2 separate regions of the Mus musculus genome follow, and region 2 is linked to region 1. The links are chromatin contacts, found by Hi-C or POLR2A ChIA-PET in ENCODE. All regions are on one chromosome and are shown on one strand. The core of a region is the stretch at or near the end of the contact, and the rest is flanking DNA. Distances in the headings are between cores, read along the strand shown.

Region 1 (4,524 bases), core at 956-3,455:
ACACAGCAAGCCCTGAGCCCCAGCACTCAGGATGCAGGGGCAGGCAGATCTGTGAGTCCCAGGCCACCCTTGTCATGAGCTTCAGGCCAACCAGGGTAGCACAGTGACACTGTCTCAAAAGCAAAAATAATTGTCAGGTGGTGGCACATGCATGGCCTGGGCTTACAGAGTGAGTTCCAGGACAGTCAGGGTTACACAGAGAAACCTTGTCTTGAAAAACCAACCAGCTAGACAATCAAACAAACAAACAAAAATGAGTAACAACTGCTTCGAGACTTCAAACTACTAGTGCAAGCCAGGGACTTTATCAAAATCCAGGTGACATGTACCTTGCTACAAATATTCCACACGTCCTATTATAAAGTATCTGAGGTGACAATTTCTCTGAATGTGACCACATCTCTCTCCCTGCTGTGTGCCTATATCGTCTTTTCTGGCATAATAGGACAAAGCAACTGAGAGTCTGGAGCCAGACCTGAGATCTAGTCAGGAAATCATCATGAGCCAATCCTGCCTCTGCTTCCTGTTAGCAACTCGCCTGGAGACCCTACGTGCTCACATCTCAGGAGGTCAGAAATGGGGGGACATGGAGAGCTTGCAGTGAGCTCCTTTCCAAAACACCCAAATACTCCAAAGGAATTGCTATAGCTTCACGCCATGACACTGGGAGGGAGGTGACAGGTGAAATCATGTCACAACACAGATGGGAAAAGGCCCCATCATCTGAGTCCCCCTTCCATAAGATTATACACCCTGGACAGTTGTCTGTTACCATGACAATTTTCTTTTTACATCCTATGGCTATAGCATATCAACTCAATGCAGGTCAAAGCATTAACTAGGCAGGTAATTTTTAAATCACCCAGACAGACAGATGGGTGCAGATTAGATATACATTTCATTAAAAATTCGTTATTATTTATTGCTTTGCTGTTGGTGCAATCTAAACGGAAAAATGTAAGTGTCATTGGCTTACTCAGTAAATATGAATGGATTACCTACTAAAGACCAAGCACAGTACCACGTATGAGCATGCCATGGGTATCCCACAGGCCCCATCTCTGCCATGGGTATCCCACAGGCCCCATCTCTGCTTCGGAGGACTTTTTAAGCCCAGAGATAAGGTGAGCAAGCAATGAGCAACATCACAAGTGTAGACAGTTCTAACATGGAGGATACTGGGAGGATGCTTGCTGTGTGTGCTATGTGAAATGTGTGGTGAGACCTCACACTGGGGAGCCTCAGCTGCCTGGAAGCTCAGGAAAGCTTCCTCAAGGGGACTGCAAAGCAGCAGAGACAGGCTGCCATCTGCTTGGCCTTGTACACCTGAGTTCAGCTAGCGCTGATGCTTGGGCAGATTGGTGTGTGTGAGTGTGTGTGTGTGTGTGTGTGTGTGTGTGTGTAGCATGGTTCAAGCTTCTTTCATGGTAACACACACACACACACACACACACACACACACACAAGCTTCAGCACTTGTTTGCTATCATTATATACCAGTGTAAAATGTCAAGGGAAAACAAAAGTTGCAGCAACCGCAAAAGATGGGTTTGGGGGAGGGGTTGCTCAGGATTCCAAGGGTAGTTGCTTGGGGGCTTCTTGCTGGGTTTTAGCGGTTGGCCAAGCCTCAGAGCAACTCTTAGGCAGGCTCTCCCAAATACTGTTTTCATAATACTGCTTTAAAAACAGGGTCCCCACCACCATCACCACCACCCCCGTGCAAGGACCGATTTCTAGTTGCATTTTAGCCAATGCTCGGATCAGGTTTTTCAAGCGACAAAGAGATACCTGAGATCCTGGGCAGAGGACATCCTAGCTCGGTCAGATTTGGGCAGGCTCAAGTGACCAGTGTCTTAAGGCAGAAGGGAGTCGGGGTAGGGTCTGGCTGAACCCTCAACCGGGGCTTTTAACTCAGGGTCTAGTCCTGGCGCCAAATGGATGGGACCTAGAAAAGGTGACAGAGTGCGCAGGACACCAGGAAGCTGGTCCCACCCCTGCGCGGCTCCCGGGCGCTCCCTCCCCAGGCCTCCGAGGATCTTGGATTCTGGCCACCTCCGCACCCTTTGGATGGGTGTGGATGATTTCAAAAGTGGACGTGACCGCGGCGGAGGGGAAAGCCAGCACGGAAATGAAAGAGAGCGAGGAGGGGAGGGCGGGGAGGGGAGGGCGCTAGGGAGGGACTCCCGGGAGGGGTGGGAGGGATGGAGCGCTGTGGGAGGGTACTGAGTCCTGGCGCCAGAGGCGAAGCAGGACCGGTTGCAGGGGGCTTGAGCCAGCGCGCCGGCTGCCCCAGCTCTCCCGGCAGCGGGCGGTCCAGCCAGGTGGGATGCTGAGGCTGCTGCTGCTGTGGCTCTGGGGGCCGCTCGGTGCCCTGGCCCAGGGCGCCCCCGCGGGGACCGCGCCGACCGACGACGTGGTAGACTTGGAGTTTTACACCAAGCGGCCGCTCCGAAGCGTGAGTCCCTCGTTCCTGTCCATCACCATCGACGCCAGCCTGGCCACCGACCCGCGCTTCCTCACCTTCCTGGGGTAAGTGCAGCCCCTAGGTTCTGTCCCTTCGTCTGTCCTCGGCTCCCCCTCGCCTGTCCAATCACACTCGCGAGGGCCAGCCACTCTCTTCGCTCAAACAACTTTGTGTTTGCTCTCTGGAGCCTCCCTCCTGTGTGCACTCACCCCTCAAAAGACTTTTCCTGATTCATTTACTCAGCGCTTGTTGCCTGGGCACCAGCCAGGTCCAGGTATGAAGTGGAAATTTGGAGGAAAACAAAAACAAAACAAACGAAGCTGTCATAAACCTTAGCACTTTGTCTGGAGCCTTTGAATTTTGCTTCAGTGTAAGACCAGTAAGCTGGTGTCCCTTAAACTCTGTTAGGAAGTTTTGATTTAAAAGAGGAAGAAAGAAAAGATAGGAAAAGCCTCTATGGAGAAGAACCATTATTCATCTTGCTGCCTTTTAAGCATTTAAACATTACTGGGCTGGGTGTGATACAGTTAATGGACTGTGTACCTCGCATGCAAGAAGACCTGCATCCATCCCCAGAGCTGTGTAATCCCTGGCATGGGCACACACTTGCAGACTGGCACTTGGGAAGTAGGTGTAGGAGGATCAGGAGTTAACGGCGATCTTTAGCAACGTAGCAAGTTTGAGGGTAGACTGGACTGAATAGGAGTGGAGGGAGGAGAGAGAGAGATGGAGAAAGGAGCCGGAGACTGACTGACTGACTGACTGGGAAAATGATAGAGGTCAGTGGGACAGACAGGAGAGAATATGACCAAAAATACACTTTATACACATTTGAAGATGTCGTGACGAAACCCCATTATTATGTATAATTAATATATGCTAATAAAAACACCATAGAGGCACGATTCTCCAAGATGAGGGTGCAGAGCGGAGGCTGCCTCATCAACTGCAGGAACCACATCTCTGGCCCCTGTTCCGTGAGTGCAGACTGTCCCCAAGATGAAAGGCTCAGGCACAGTCATAGGCCTTCTAAACTTGGGAGCCTCCAGAGATGACCACGTCCTTTGTTGTTTTTGACATTGTGTAACCACTATTGAAGGCTGACCTTGAACTTTTGATCTCCCTGCCTCTTGAGGGCCACCACACTCAGCTGACTACATCTTCACCAGCCCATTCTGTCACCATTGTCAAAGGCCTAGACTTCGATCGCATGTCCAAGCCCACACTATCTGGCATCACTGCAGATCTCACACAGATTCATCCCCATGGCTAAGGGTCTGGTAGTCCAACTACCCTGTTTTCTCCAATCTGACTCATTGGATTTCTGTAATGGCTTGAGAGAGTTGGTGCTTCTTACAAAGCTTGAAGGTTAAGCTAATTGTTTCGTCTTGCCTAGCATACACAAAATCCTGGGTTTCATCCACAACATTTTGTAAAACGAGGCATGGTGGCTCATGACCTCCACCCCAGCATTTAGGAGCCAAAGACGTAAGGATCAGCAGTTCAAGGCTATCCTCGGCTACATAGCAAGGCCGGGGTGAGCTGCAGCAGACGTTATCTTAAAAAAAGAAAAGAAAAGAAAGAAAAATGTAAAGGTCTGTTGTGATGGTGGACGCGTTTAAGCCCAGCATCTGGGAGGCAACGATGAAGAAAGTAAGGTTGTGGGGAATTAAATAACTCATCTGTGACCCATCAGCTAGTAAATAGAAGTAGTCTTTGAAGCCAGACTCTGATCACAAAAACAAAGGCATACCAAAAGACAACAAACTAATTATTATTTTTAAAGGAAATAGGGCTGTGTGTGTGTGTGTGTGTTTTAAATTGCCTAGAAACAAATTGATAGACTGATTAAAAACAACAACCTCCATTAACATTCAGCTAGACTTGGGGCGCAGGCCTCTGACGTGCCTCCAAGGAGGTTTCACCAGATGAACTCGGAGGTATGAGTTTATTACAAGCACTGGAAGAATGGAAACAGGTCTCTCTGTCACATTTGTAACCAGAGAACAGACAATACGCAAAATTTAAATGTTAATCATAGAAGACTCTAGAATTGAAAA
Region 2 (4,524 bases), core at 618-3,117, 79 kb before region 1:
TTAGATGACTAAGGTGGAGTCGCATGTGTTTAGACAACTGCTTTGGTATCTAACATAATCTTTTAAGATTTTGGGTTTTTACACTTGATTTTAGCCAAAAGACACAACAGTGATTGGTTTTGTTGTAGTCCAGGATGTATCCAACTCACAAGCTCCTCTTGCCTCAGAGCTTCCTAAGTGCTGTCACAGTACGTGTATACCACCATATCTAGCTTGCCTTGAATATAAGCTGTATTCCTTCTCAGCTCCAGCTAAATTCTCGTGTGCTGTGATTAGGCTCCCACATCCCTGTTCACACTTGAAACCCATAAAAATACACCTATAGTTAAGAAGCAACTAGTTGAATGTCTTACTGTAAAACTTGAATTTGGATCTTTTATCAAGGTAGCCTGTCAGGTTTCTATTACCTACAATTATCCTACCCACCGAAGCTATATTTAGATATTCTCAAATCATGTATCCTTATATTTAATATCTATGAAGAAGAATACATTACAGACTGAATCTAGGAATTCTCTACAAAACACAAGTGACTATAGTCAATAAAAGATAACCATTATTTTGTCCTATAATTGAATTCCAAATATTAAAAATTAGGCTGAATTTGGAAATGAATTAGTAATATGGGGGGAGGGGGACCTGGGGCTGGATAGGTGTCAGTGGTTAAAAGTACTCCCTAATGTTACTAAGTACAGGGTTTGAATCCCAGCACCCACACCCAGTGGCTCACGACCACCTCGTTCCAGCTCCAGGAGAATCCAATGCCCTCTTCTGGCTTCCACAACTCCCCTCCCCCACATACATACAAATAATAAAATAATGTCTTCTTTAAAAAAAGAAAACGAAATCTTACCAGGTCCTCATTGCTGGTTACCTGTTCAAACTGTGAAAAACATCGTCTCCAAATCACAGAAACTAAAGAGAAAATGGCGACAACACAATTGTTTTCATTCGCTGCATATCTAACCAAGATTTACGTTTTTAAAGATGCTAGATAATCAAAGGGCACAATATCAAACATTCTTTTCAATGATTAGTTAGCAACCTGTTAGATTTGGGACATAATAGGACTCAAAATGAGCGGTTCCAAAGGCTTTGGATAAAGGACATATATACTTCCTCTCCTATAAATTCTTTCTCATTTCTACAGTTACGGATTGAAATTCAAATATGTACAGAAACAACAGAATGGTACTGTCATTCCAAAGGAGAAATAAAAAGATTCAAGACATTGACAAAGAAGCATAAAACAAACAAACAAAAAAAGAGTTGACTACACCTTGGAGACAGGAGCCTAGATAGCATAACTGTTTCCTGAGAGGCTTCGTCCAAGCAGCGGATGGAAACAGATGCAAGAGAACCACAGCCAACAAGTGTCCAGAAAGTCTTATTGAGGAGTCGGGGCGATAGGTTTTTGTAAAGTGAATAAGTAACGGGGTAAAGTGGTTGACTACACCTCAAAGTCCTCTTCAGCTCTAGGAAACTAGTCTACGATGACTCGAGCCTCCCACTTATCTCAAACCTAGTTCTATTGAAATAGTCATTTTGCTAACGGCGAGGACCCCACCGACAATCAGCGGCTATAATGCTATGCCGGACGTTTTACCTGCTTGAGTTCCGCGATCCGTGAAGCAGCCAGCCGCGGTTGTCAAATTCTTCCTCCCTATACCACTGCACAGAGCAACCAGAGCGGCCATGGTTCTCCGCCCTTCCTCTTCCTTTCTATTTCCCTAAGCGCCCCGACAGGTCCTTTCTGGTGCTCTTCCCCTGTCTGCCCGGGATTCGACGCAAAGGTTCCGGCGCGAACGCGGCCCGGGTTTCAATGCACTGCACCTTTATCTTCCCGCGCTTCCCGGGCCGGAAGTCACGTGACCCGGGGCTGCGCTGCTGAGGGATGGAAAGCTGATGCTGGGTCACCTGCTGTCTCCAGAACGGCGCCACCGGCTCCGGGCTGCACCCAGGGCGGCTGTCGCAGGGACTCTGGGCCGTTGTCATGGAGGACGGCTGTCCCCGCATCCGCCGGCGGGTGTCTGTCCGCAAAAGGAACCGCGGCAACCTGGAGAACCTCCGTGCCTCCCCGACCCCGGCCGAGCTCCAGCCTGCCGAGGACACGGAGGACGAAGCTGCAGCCGGGAGCCGCCGCCGGAAAACCGGGAGCCCGGAGCACGCCCAGGTACAGCCCTGCTGAGTCCCCGCATCCCCGTTGACTCGCCCGGTCCTGTCATCCCAGGGGCTGCGGTGGCAACCGCGTGTCCCGCCCCGGGCACGGCTGCGCGGGAGGTGAAACCGCCTTCTTCCCAGGTGCACATCATGAGTAGCCTTAGCTCGCTCTCTCACCTTTGTTATCCTTTTATCTCCATCACTTGGGAGACACTGCTTAAACCCCCGACTTCTAGGTAGATGTCAAACCTACATGCTCCTTCCATCCCCTGTCATAAAAAGTATTCACGGGGCAATTAACTGGCTTGACAGAGAGAAAGCTAGCCTTCCAAATGGCTCGGCTCTACTTTACTGATAAAACATTTTTATTGATGACCCATTAATTGCTAGTTACGTTATTAAACTAGCCATATTATGTAGACTTTTACAACGGTAAGTGAGTCCAGGGAAGTTGAGAGACTAAAGTTGTGACTCAATAAATAATTATCACCTCCCAGTTTACATCTCTGTTCTGTAAGCCACCATACATGAGTGTGCACATGACTGTCTCAATTCCAAGTTCAGAACAGAATTTCATTGTAGTGTCTAGTGGAACATTGTAGTGTCTAATGGCACAATCATGATTTTGTAGCAGACCAGCTTCTACGTTAGTGCCTGGGCCGGAATTACCACAGTTATCAGAAGCATCTATTGAATCTTGGAGAGAGTTACTGTTCTTTCATTCTTAAGTGCTTTAGCATAGGTTTAAGAATTAAAATGCCAAAGACTGGGCGGTTAGGTTCAGCAGCGGAGCCTGGGGCAGGCCCTGGGCTCACATGGCAGCACCAGAATAAATAATTTAGAATTCCAGTATCACCCCTTGGGGGATGTATCTGAGTTGACAGAATGTTTGCTTAGAATGCCCAACACCCTGGGTTTGATCCCAACACCTCCTAAAACCAGGCATGGTGAGGCATTCAGGAAACAGGCAGGAGGATCAGGAGTGTGTAGCCTCAGTAAGGTGAGATCCTGTTCTGACTTTTAAAAAAATGTTTCTTAGCATCCTGATATCCCATAATAAGCCAGCAGTACTGTTTAGGCAAGTCAGAGCAACTCTCTGGACTTGTTTCTTTTGTTTGGTGATGATAATATGTATTCAGAGGATAATTTGCATATAGTGATATCATTGGGATAGTCCTTTGCTGGGACATTTGTTTTTTTAAAATGAGGATGGAATTCATGTATGTATCTTTGTTTCCTTACAGGAAAATGACAGCGAAGAGGACATGTTTGGTGACTATGACAGCTTTACAGAAAGTTCCTTCTTAGCTCACGTTGATGACCTGGAACAGAGATATATGCAACTGCCTGAATGTGGGGACCGTGATGCAGACTCTGGCACCAAAGACCTTTGTTCAGCAGGCCTCAAAAACAACCTCAGAGTTACTACTGTAATCAACCTCACTGACCCGGAAACTAGTGAGCACGGCCAGAAGCAGAGTCACCTAGATGTCCCTGCTGAACCAGAACCTGGAAGCGATCTTTCGTTTGATGTGCCTTCTTCTCAAATTTTATACTTTGAAAATCCGCAGAACTCACCAGAAGCTTTGGGCGATCCGTGCACTAAGAAGACAAATGGGGACCCACAGAAGTCATCACATGAAGAGTTGGTCTCCAGCCACACAGAGCAACCCGAGCCAAATAATGACTTCTCTAACGTCAGAGCTGCTTCAGAGTCAAGCAGGAGAAAAAGTCTGAAAGACCATCTGAAAAGTACCATGGCTGGGAATGCCAGGGCCCAGACCCCAGCATTTCCCAGGAGTAAACACCTCAGAGAGGCGCTCCTGTCTGAGGAGATCAGCGTCGCCAAGAAAGCCATTGAGTCACCGTCAGATGATCTTGGTCCTTTTTATTCGCTACCCAGCAAAGTGAGAGATCTTTACGTTCAATTGAAAGGAATCAAAAAGCTATATGGTAATGCTTTGTATAAAAAGGAAACCAAATTTATAGTTCAAATAGTATTAGAGTATTAAACCAAATCAGTGGAAGCAGGTGATTCCCTGGTTCCGTCTCTGATCTCGAATGAGCAAGAGTATCAGTTGCGTTAACCCTGCATCCCTCTCGTGGACTTCTTTCCTTCCTTGTGTATTGTCCTTCTCAGGGTAGGTATCTGGCTTTGTCTTCAGTCCATTCACTCCTGTGCCCTTGTGTAAGTGACTAAGACTAAGGAGCTTGAGCACTGACATGCGTCCAGAGCAGCTACGTGTCCTACCGTTTTCAACCCCTTCACACTCTGCTTCTGACCTTCCTCTGATTCGTTTTTATTGTTTCTTTGGCATTTAGAGTTGTGGCAATTCCTTTGAATGCTCAGAATCTTAAGTGAAA

What was found. A loop is a pair of places that touch in the nucleus more often than their neighbours do. ChIA-PET counts read pairs that join two places held with the same protein, here RNA polymerase II (POLR2A).
Region 2: a map of v-Abl transformed pro-B cells shows a loop between it and region 1 (2.3-fold over the local background). The contact joins the promoter of Helq here to the promoter of Hpse in region 1. A Hi-C loop is called at or near these places in 2 of 37 maps with a recorded cell type or tissue (both v-Abl transformed pro-B cells). POLR2A ChIA-PET finds 5 or more read pairs at or near these places in 1 of 5 experiments (Patski).

What each region holds. Positions count from the first base shown.
Region 1 is chr5:100,717,397-100,721,920 of GRCm38, reverse strand. Hpse (heparanase) reads left to right here and starts at 2,205. Exons shown (of 12, transcript NM_152803.5): 1 at 2,205-2,529. The coding sequence starts at 2,327.
Region 2 is chr5:100,795,943-100,800,466 of GRCm38, reverse strand. It overlaps Helq (helicase, POLQ-like), which reads left to right and starts at 1,867. Exons shown (of 18, transcript NM_001081107.1): 1 at 1,867-2,173; 2 at 3,405-4,113. The coding sequence starts at 1,994. Mrps18c (mitochondrial ribosomal protein S18C) reads right to left here and starts at 1,708. Exons shown (of 6, transcript NM_026826.1): 1 at 1,607-1,708; 2 at 854-915. The coding sequence starts at 1,697.